Linked DNA regions of Homo sapiens: region 2 is linked to region 1. A link is an interaction called in ENCODE POLR2A ChIA-PET data of the cell type or tissue named here. Cell type or tissue: OCI-LY7. All regions are shown on one strand. Links, peaks and the distances in the headings refer to the core of each region. The heading gives the core; the rest is flanking DNA.

Region 1 (5,378 bases), core at 62-5,061:
TAATTTAATTATACAAGACGGAGTCTCAGTATGTTGCCCAGGCTGGTCTTGGACTCCTGAGCTCAAGTGATACATCCGTCTCCGCCTCCCAAAGTGCTGGGATTACAGGCCTGAGACACTGTGCCCGGCCTTAAACACAAATCTTAATTCATTCTTACAACTATCCTGAGGTTAGAAAAATGGAAGGGGAAGAAAAATGGCAAGCAGGCAGGCTGACTTCGGCTTCATTATTTGGAAGGACAGTTTGCTCGGTTAAAACACACTACTGCCCACAAAGGCCAAGACAACAGAAAAATACAGACTTATATAAATAGATTTTATATGTGACAGCAGTTTGAATGGAGACTTTTTCAATGCAAATGACAAACAGCTGTCCTTGGGAATAAATGACAACGAATTTTTTTATCTCAACAGCTGTCCTGAGAGCACGTCTCTACATCTCTACCTGCATTCTGGAAACCGGGAGAAAGCCAAAACGGACGACAAGACACTAGATCAGCCGTGTCCAACCCTGTGACTACAAGGACTTTTCCGCCTATCTTTGGTGGTGGGTATCATCAAAATTCTGCACAAACCTTTTTTTTTTTTTTTTTTTTAAGCTCATTAGCTGTTGTTAGCATTAGTGTATTTTATGTGTGGCCCAGGAGCATTCTTCTTCCAATGTGGGCCTGAGAAGCCAAAAGACTGGACACCTGTGCACTAAATCAAAAGGCTATTCCTTCTGGAAGCAATTGTAAAGAATTTCTCACATTATCTTGACACGAAAACCAATGGATAGTGGGACAGAATGCAAAATCTTCAAGAATTTTTGTTGTTGTTGTTGTTGTTTTTGAGTCAAGGTCTTGCTCTGTGGCCCAGGCTGGAGTACACTGGTGAGATCACAGCTCAGTGCAGGCTCAAGTGCTCCTCCCGCCTCAGCCACAGTACTAGCTGGGACTACAGATGCGCACAGCCACCCCTGGCTAATATTTTATCTTTTGTAGAGACGGGGTCTCACTGTATTGTCCAGGTTGGTCTCAAACTCTTTGACTCAAGGGATCCAGGACAGGATAACAGGTGTGAGCCACCACACCTGGCCATGTGCATGAACTTTTAAGACAAACACAAGGCCCCACAAAAGGTAAGGTTTTCCCACCTAATTTCCAGGGGATCTTTTGGTGCAAGGATGAGAAGCCCTTAAAAGTACACAGACAACTCCAAAGATTCAAGACAGTTCATTCGGGCTGAGCCAGCCCACTGGGCAGACAGACCTTCAAGAAAGGCCCACGCATGACATACACCAGATGGCTCTCCAAGAATCGCTTCAGTCCTCAGGGTCCCTAAGGTACTGGACAGAGCTAGGAAAGCAAACCCATTTGCTTCTTCCTGCACGAAACCCCTTGAGGTCAAGACCCCACAATCAGACGAGGATGGAGTGGCTCACCCTCAGTCAACAGGCCAGACTCAAGGTGGTATAATGACTTAACCAAGGGTGTGGGACTCCAGGTCTGACTCCCAACTCAGTTCTCCTTTAATAACCACACTTTGGTAATTCTCCTTAACAGGGGTTCCTGGCAAGTCAGTTCTCCCTCGGGCCTTTGGTTTCCTCACCTACAAGATGAGAGGGCCGGACCAGATGGAAATTCGGGGGTAAGGGGATGTCCGCGCGCAGCCCACCCTCACCCTCCCCGCCCCACGGGACCCTAGCGCCTCCATCCCAGTTCCCACCAAGCACCCGCCCCACAAATCCTGCCCAAGGTGAGGGCTGGTCCCGGGTCTCTCGGCTGCCGCATCAGCGAGTGCAGGAGGGAGGGGAAGCCTCCAAGGGCGCGACGCGGGCTCAAGGATGCAACTCGGCCAGGAGTGAACTGGGGCCCCAAGGGAGGTGTCCGGGCCGCTGCTCGAGCCCAGCCCGGGTCCCCAAACCCCTTACCTCCAGGGTCCGTATCTCCTGCTCGGTGAGGTCGTTGGACACAGCGCACTTGGTGCGCAGCCCGCGCAGGCTGCCAATGGAGATGCCGATGAGCTTCTGGAGCTGTCCGCACTGCTGCAGCCCCGGGCTGGCCGGGGCCCCTGCGCCACCCTCAGCGGCCGCTGCATCACCCCCGCCACCGCCCTCCTTCTTCTCTCCCATCGCCTCCGCGCGCAGTGCCGCCCTATGCAGGCCACAGCGGCCGAGGCAGGGAGCCCGGGGCTCGGGCGCCTAGGCAAGGAACCCCCGAGCCGGGAGAGCCCCTCGGCGCTGCCCTTGCCAGGACGCCAGTAGAGCTGGCAGCGGAGTCTGCCGCTCCCGCCCTCAGAGCCGCGGCGGCGGGAGCAGAAAGCCGCGGCGGCAAAAAGCGGCGGCGGGGGCAAAAAGCCGCGGCGGCAGGGGGCAAAATGCCGCGGGAGCAAAAAGCCGCGGCGGCGGGGGCAGAAAGTCGCGGCGGCGGGGGGCAAAAAGCCGCGGCGGCGGGGGGCAAAAAGCCGTGGCAGCAGAAAGCCGCGGCGGCGGGCGCAAAAAGCCGCGGCGTCGGGGGCTAAAAGCCGCAAAAAGCCGCGGAGGGGGGAGCGAAAAGCAGTGGGAGCTGGGGCAAAAAACCACAAAAAGCCGAGGCAGCGGCGGCAGAAAACCTCGGCAGCGGGGGCAAAAAGCTGCAGCGGCAAAAAGCGGCGACGGGGGCAAAAAGCCGCGGTGGCAAAAATGCGCGGCGGCGGGGGAAAAAGCCGCGGCGGAGTGGGGCGAAAAGCAGTGGGAGCTGGGGCAAAAAAACCACAAAAAGCCGCGGCAGCGGCGGCAGAAAACCTCGGCAGCGGGGGCAAAAAGCCACGGTGGCGGGGGTAAAAAGCAGCGGTGGCAAGAAGCCGCGACGGTGGGGGCAAGAAGCCGCGGCGGCCCAGGCAAAAGGCCGCAAAAGCCGCGGCGACGGGGGCGAAAAGCCGCGGCGGCGGAGGCAAAAAGCCGCGACGGCAGGGGGCAAAAAGCTGCAAAAGCCTCGGTGCGGGTGAAAAAAGTCGCGGCGAGAAAAAGCCGCTGAGGCGGGGGCAAAAAGCCGCGGCGGCAGGGGCGAAAACCAGCAAAAAGCCGCCGCGGTGGGGGCAAAAAGCAGTGGGAGCTGGGGTAAAAAACCACAAAAAACCGCGGCAGCGGCGGCAGCAAGCCACGGCGGCGGGGGCAAAAAGCCGCGGCGGCAAAAACCCGGGGTGGCAAAAAGCCGCGGCGCCGGGGGACGAAAAGCTTCAAAGGCCGCTTCGGCGGGGGCAAAATAGTGGAAAGGAGGTAGAAGGCTGGCACAGCTTGGCATTGCTGGAGTGTGATGTGATAGGAAAAGTGCACCCGAAAACAAAGATGTAAGTGGGCTTGACTCAGTGCAGCTAAGAACCTAGATGTTATCTTGAGGGTATTAACTAATAAGCAGTTTAAATCAGAATGGCACATTCTGATTTGTTTTTTGTATGTTCACATTTGGCAGACATAGATACTGTTTGAAGAGAGGAAAGTCAGTAAATAGACGTAACAAACTTGAATATGTGCAAAGTCTAGAAACAAGAGACTAGGGGGATAAGAACCTTTCAAAAATGCAAGATTTGAAAACTGGCTGGGGGATGAGGAAAAGGCAGGTCTTTAAGGTCAATCCTTGTTTTGCTTTAAGTTGTTAGGGGGTGGTTTTATCACATATTGTAGAATATGTCATTTCAGTTTTGAACATCTTGAGTTAAATTGTCCTAACATATCTTATGAATTTGGTTTTCTTCCCTGGGAAGCTGATATTTCAAAAACTTAAAGACTATAGATTTCCAACTTGTATCCAATTTATAAAATTATCTCTAGGCTGCTGGTTTCAGGAGGAGGCTCACTGAATATTCTATTTGCAGAGAATATATCAGGAGTTAACAGCCTCAATTTTTGTGGACAACCAGTTAACTAAGCCACCTCTTAGTGTATTTAGTTGGGAAATCTTAGCTGAAGATATTCATTAATGAACCAACAGTGACTAAAAAATTCATTATTTAAGTACATTTCATTGTAATTAATTTGAATTTAAGTAGCCATATACAGCTAGTATTTACTACATTGAACAATGCAAATAAGAGGAAAAAATTAATAACCATCTCTAATATCACATGCCAAAATCCTAATCAATTTATTCTAGCTAAAGGAGTTTATCAGAAGCAGCAATTGAAAGTACCAACTAAACCAGTTGGGGTTAATTCACTGTCATTCTCTCAGAACCATCTCTTCTCTGAACAAAACAAGTACAAGAGTTAATTGTGAATCTGCATTTTCCTTGCCTATTTTAAGGTTTGGATGTTGACACTAATTTGTGAAATCCCGCCTGTGGTGTGATATTTGATTTTCCTTGCTTTTTGTTAGGGCAAGAATGCTTCAGCTCTTAATTTAAAATTATGTTTCTCCCTCCTAGGTTGAGTGAACTTAGAATGCATTCTCTGACATATCCAAGTTTTTGTTAATATGGATCTGGGGAAAAAAGCATACTTAATTAGCTAAGACTTCTTATTCTAGGCTTGACCCTGTGTTCGACATCTTTTGAATTTGTAGTTGCATAGGCTGCTCTCTGACACTGGTTGGTGATCTTGAAGCTATATTAACATTAGGGGAGGTGGTGTATTAGCATTAGAGGTATCCTTGCAAGGAAAAACTTGTCTTATCTCAATACGTCTTTTTTTTTGCACACAAGAAAGTCAATGTTTGAGTCTTCTAAAATCTTCCTATTTCCAAGTTGCAGAGTACCATTGATTCCTAAACAAAGATCTAATTTTTGACTCAGAGACGTGGCAAGGTAGTGAATAACCATTATAATTTAACAACCTTCAAGATAAAATTATCTCTCTGATATTTAGATTTTGCCCGATTATTAAGATATTTGAGTGTTTCTTTAAGAATGGAACACTCTAGTCTCTTGAGCAGAGATTATAAAGGCCTCAGATGATCATTTTTTATGCTCTTTTCTTTAACACCTTCAACACAGTTGGAAGCAGCCAATATTCCCCAGAGTTGTTGTGTTTTTTAAACCAAATGCATGGTTCAGTGGTAGAAAACTGGGCTGATCCAAGCTGTTTTCAGTAAACACTTCATTTCAGGTGACCTATTTCATATGAAATAATCTCTAGATCCTGTCTTCAAAACTAACTAGATCAGATAACCTACCCTAGATTTTCCCCTTTTAGGGTCTGTTAGCTGCAGTCACTTTTGTGAAAATGATTGCAGTGAAAAGATAGAGTTGTAGATGGGGAAAATGTTTTGACTAATTTAAGCATAGTGGTATTTAATATGAGAATTTAAGTTACACACATTTGAAAATTACAATGGAGTCTCTTGGCTGAGCTTTAAAAAAAATAGCGTTTAGGCTAAAAAGGGAACTGCTACCTCTCCTAAAATCAGAAAGATGTTACAGTAA
Region 2 (5,378 bases), core at 154-5,153, 140 kb before region 1:
TGGTGAAACCCGTCTCTATTAAAAATAGAAAAATTAGCTGGGCGTAGTGTTGGGTGCCTGTAATCCCAGCTACTCGGGAGGCTGAGGCAGGAGAATCGCTTGAACCCGGGAGGCAGAGGTTGCAGTGAGCCAAGATCGCACCATTGCACTCCAGCCTAGGAGACAGAGTGAGACTCCGTCTCAAAAAAAAAAAAAAAAAAGTATGTTTTAGGCTGGGTACGGTGGCTCACACCTGTAATTCCAGCACTTTGGGAGACTGAGGCAGGCGGAACACAAGGTCAACACATCGAGACCATCCTGGCCAACATGGTGAAACCCTGTCTCTACTAAAAATACAAAAATTAGCTGGGCATGGTGGCCCACGCCTGTAGTTCCAGCTACTCCAGAGGCTGTGGCAGGAGAATCACTTGAACCCCGCAGGCTGAGGTTGCAGTGAGCTGAGATCGTGCCACTGCACTCCAGCCTGGCGACAGAGCGAGACTCCATCTCTAATTGTAAGAATTAGAGAAACAACTAAGGGTATAATTCCAAAAATATGTGAAGAAAATTATGAAAGAAATTAGAATGTTACATAATAATTATGCTCTTAATGCAAAACAAAGCAGTAGAAGTAGAAAAATATAACAAAATGCATGAGATTATAGAAAAGAAAATAATATAACAAATATAAGCACAGCTATATAAATAATAACATTACATATAAAAAGATTAAACAGGGCCAGGTGCAGTGGCTCACGCCTGTAATCCCAGCACTTTGGGAGGCCAAGGCAGGCGGATCACTTGAGGTCAGGAGTTCGAGACCAGCCTGGCCAACATGGTGAAACCCCATCTCTACTAATAATACAAAAATTACCTGGGTGTGGTGCTGCACGCCTGGAGTCCCAGCTACTCAGGAGGCTGAGGCAGGAGAATCTCTTGAACCCGGGAGGTGGAGTTGCAGTGACCCAAGATCACACCAGTGCACTTCAGCCTGGGCGACACAGTGAAACTACGTCAAAAAAAAAAAAAAAATTAAACAATTAAGGAAAGCTGAGATTTAAAAAATTAAATATAGAAAAATCTAATTGAATGCTGTTCACAATACATGCACTTTGGATACAAAAGAACAAATACTATAAAAGTGAAAAGGCGGAAGCATGCAAATAGCTACCATAAGAAAGTTGTATTTGTTGGCTGGGCACGGTGGCTTATGCCTGTAATCCCAGCACTTTGGGAGGCCGAGGCTGGCGGATCATTTGAGGCCAGGAGTTTGAGACCAGCCTGGCCAACATGGTGAAACCCCGTCTCTACCAAAAGTACAAAAAAATTAATCAGGCTTGGTGGCATACGCCTGTAGTCTCAGCTACTCAGGAGGCTGAAGCAGGAGAATCGCTGGAACCCGAGAAGCAGAGGTTGCAGTGAGCCGAGATCATGCCATTTCACTCCGGCTTGGGCGACAGAGCGAGACTCTGTCTCAAAAAAAAAAAAGAAAGAAAAGAAAAAAGAAAGTTGTAGCTGTTATTTTAAAATTAGAATAAGCAGAATTTAAAACAAAAATATTTAATAGACATAAAGTAGGACATTTGATAGAGATAAAATGGATAATAAAAAAGATAATAAAAAGGATGGCATGACAATTATAAACATATATACACCAAGAAATAATCGGCAAAATACATAAAGTCAAAACCGAGAAAAATGAAGAAAAAATAGAGAATTCAACGATGATAATCGAAGACATACATATCTTTTAATAATCATTTAAAAAGCAGTAAGAAGATCAGCAAGAAAATGAAGCACTTGAAAAGAAAGGTAAAAATAACTAGACCTAGCAGACATGCTTAGTATGCCCCCAGGAAGCACCTGCAGGTTATATATTCTCCTTAAATGCATGTGGAATCTTCTCTAGGAGAGAATATACTCAATGCCATAAAAATAAAAAATGCAATTTAAGTATTTAACAAATGCAATGTGTGTTCTCTAACCAGAGTGAAAGAAAATTAGAAACTGATGATAGCTATAAATCTGTACAGATATGTAGACATTTCTCCTTGAAGGTGAAAAGAAAATTATCCTAAATAAAGTGTTTGTAAAAGTACACCCTCAGGTAAAGCAGGCTTGCTACTTTGTCAGATGTATCCATGCTTAGTCCAGCCTTAGAGAATTTTTTCTTTGCTCTATTTCTTAATAGGCTCCATGCTGAACTCAGTAATTATAGCCAAGGAACAGTAGCAAAGTTAGAAAGACCACCTTTTGAACTAAATTACGACTTCCTGAAATTTATCTTGAAATCCTTTTGTTTAAAAAAAAAATCTATGTCTGTAAAGGAAATCTCTATTTGTAAGGTGTCTGCAATACATTAAAAATATTTGGTCGAACGTTGTGGCTCATGCCTGTAATCCCAGCACTTTAGGAGGCCGAGGAGGGTGGATCACTTGAGCTCAGGAGTTTGAGACAAGGCTGGCCAACATGGTGAAACCCCATCCCTACTAAAAATACAAAAAAATAAAAAAATTAGCCAGGCATGGTGGCAGGCGCCTGTAATCCCAGCTACTTTGGAGGCCGAAGCAATAGAATTGCTTGAACCCAGGAGATGGAGGTTGCAGTGAGCCAAGATGAGGCCATTGCACTCCAGCCTGGGTGACAGAAAAAAAAAAATAGTATTGTTTTAAATTTACACAAGTCATACATTTAATATGCTTTTCTGACCATCTTCTCTTAACTAAACTTTTACTTACACTATATTTTCATTGGTCGAAAAAATAATACAACATTTTAGCCTAAATTGTTAGCTCTGTGCTTTAGAAATATACGTTTCTTGTTTCACCTAAGTTGTCCCATTAGAAACGCAAGCTTGTTGCCTAGACAAAAATTGCTTAGAGCAATGAAACAGGTAACTGGAAGTTTGATAGGCTAAATGGGAAAAATGAAAAGTATTTAAAAGCCAGCAGATGAAAATTGTTTAGAAAAGCTATAAGATCTGCTTCTATATGTTTGTCCTTATGTCTATACGTGTTATGTGTATGTGACCATACTTGGTAAATAAAGGTAGTTTTTAAATTGTTGGTTAAATATAAATGGCTTTGTAGGCCCGGTGCAGTGGCTCACACCTGTAATCTCAGCACTTTGGGAGGCCAAATCACTTGAGGTCAGGAGTTTGAGACAGACCTAGCCAACATGGTGAAACCCCGTCTCTACTAAAAATAAAAAAATTAGCTGGGTGTGGTGGTGGGTGCCTGTAGTCCCAGTGACTTGGGAGGCTGAGGCAGAGAATCACTTGAACCTGGGAGGCAGAGGTTGCAGTGAGCCAAGATCACACCACTGCACTCCAGCCTGGGCAATAACGTGAGACTCCATCTCGAGGAAAAAAAAAAGGCTTCATAATAATCATTTAAATATAATTCAATACTTGAGCAAATTTTTGGTTTTGAGCCTGTGGACTCAGGTGTCAGGTTGGGTGGCCGTGTTGAGGCCTGGCAACAAATTCTCAGTGCCTACACTGGCAGCTACCAGACAGAATCAAGCCCAATATGGCCCCTTCTTCTCTGTTCCAGCTTTGCTCCTCGCTTTTCTTTAAGAGGATGGAGGCCGGGCGCGGTGGCTCAAGCCTGTAATCCCAGCACTTTGGGAGGCCGAGGCGGGAGGATCACGAGGTCAGGAGATCGAGACCATCCTGGCTAACACGGTGAAACCCCGTCTCTACTGAAAATACAAAAAAATCAGCCAGGCGTGGTGGCCGGCGCCTGTAGTCCCAGCTATTCGGGAGGCTGAGTCACGAAAATGGCGTAAACGCGGGAGGCGGAGCTTGCAGTGAGCCGAGATCAGGCCACTGCAAAAAAAGAGGATGGATTTTTCTTCTGCCCTGTGCTCCACACTTGGTATATAAATTCACGACTTACTCAAAACCTGACTTTTATACCCATCTTGGGTGCCGCATGCTTACTTAAGAGCCAAGATGACTGCGAAATACAATGAGAATAATGCCTGTTTCATAGTTTCAAAATCCTTTTCTATAATTTAAAATATTAAAATCATATTACGGTAATTCAATAATCATCATAACATTTCTGAGTCATTTGTGTGTTAAAATACTAAAATATTGGCCGGGTGCAGTGGCTCATGCCTGTAATCCCAGCACTTTGGGAGGCCGAGGCAGGCAGATCACAAGATCAGGAGTTTGAGACCAGCCTGGCCACATGGTGAAACCCCATCTCTACTAAAAATACAAAAAAGTTAAAAAGGTAAAAACAACTAGACCTAGCAGACATGCTTAGTATGCCCCCAAGAAGCAACTGCAGATTATATATGTTACACCGTCTCAAAAAAACTAACAAACAAACAAACAAAACATACAATCCTGAGAAGAAAACTGAAACTTCGTGTACATTTCTGCTACATGGTGGGCCAGTTAAACGTTTGTACAGATATTTTACTGTAATTTTTAATGCATGTTTTCTGGTATTATAAAAGCTTTCTTATGCAAGAAGGCTGATGTTATAACAGTAGCTTAAAGGATATTAGGAAACATGTTTTCTTCACGGGACATTTCTGAAAAAGTCTCCAATGATAAGGATACTTATTTCATTAGAATAGTTGTAAAACGGTTAAATAAGGTATTATAGATCCACTAGTATTGAGCAAAGCTAAGTAAATTGATTGGATTGCTTTTGTAGTTGCAGATTGATGACAATCAGATCCACTTAGAGGGGAAAAAATGTGTTGACCCTTATAAAATAGTCATTGGAAGTCCTATGCACCTAATAATAGAACCTCATGCATCTTCTGCTACCGAAGTCTAATTATCACTAAATTCAGCAAGGCTTTAGGGCATTATGGCCAAGCATATTTTCACCAGGTAAAGAAAGCTAATAGTCTACTGACTGAGGATAGTAAAACCCTTTATACTCTAGAACCCAGAGATTGAGTCTGGTTGCCATCTGCACTGCAGCAAGACTTGAGGACCTTGAACCTTGATTTCATAATCTTATAACTCAGAAGGGGCCCTCCAATCTCTTGCAATTGTATACCCATTGGAGATTTTAAGGTAAAGTTAACCAGGGAAGATTCTCCTCAAAAGAAGATGGCAACCTTGATGTAAATAGCTGTTTACACAAGATAAAAAATCAAGACATCTCTGCTATCATGACACTCTTAGTTCACAGATTTTTTTTAATGGCTCTGTAAATAACAAAAATAAAAAAGGGGTCTCTTGTGTGCACTTATGGGGTATACTTTTATATGTAGAGAATTTTGCACCAAACCTTATATATGAACAAACTTATGCCTTGATAGGTAAAAGATGAAGGGCCAATGTAGGTGAGAAATTTTAATGGGACATTTGTTGCCTCATAATACCAGAAACAGAATATTGGTCCACTGCTCTTAACCTACTTCATAAG

Evidence for each region. ChIA-PET counts read pairs that join two places held together with the same protein. Peaks named below come from ENCODE experiments on the same cell type or tissue, not always from the same donor. Only the 100,000 strongest peaks of a DNase experiment are listed, where the experiment ranks them.
Region 2: POLR2A ChIA-PET joins it to region 1 with 15 read pairs; 4 of 35 experiments call an interaction of 5 or more read pairs at or near these places.

What each region holds. Positions count from the first base shown.
Region 1 is chr7:65,506,866-65,512,243 of GRCh38, forward strand. It overlaps the pseudogene LOC101929322. Among named protein-coding and RNA genes, the nearest start is that of ZNF92, 140 kb to the left of the region's middle. RefSeq lists an enhancer at 2,322-3,320. In OCI-LY7, for the core only: no CTCF peak of the experiment used is centred there; DNase peaks (open chromatin) are centred at 2,506, 3,066 and 4,574; H3K4me3 peaks cover 3,571 bases; H3K27ac peaks cover 3,691 bases.
Region 2 is chr7:65,363,847-65,369,224 of GRCh38, forward strand. No RefSeq gene overlaps it. Among named protein-coding and RNA genes, the nearest start is that of ZNF92, 7.3 kb to the right of the region's middle. In OCI-LY7, for the core only: no CTCF peak of the experiment used is centred there; no DNase peak of the experiment used is centred there.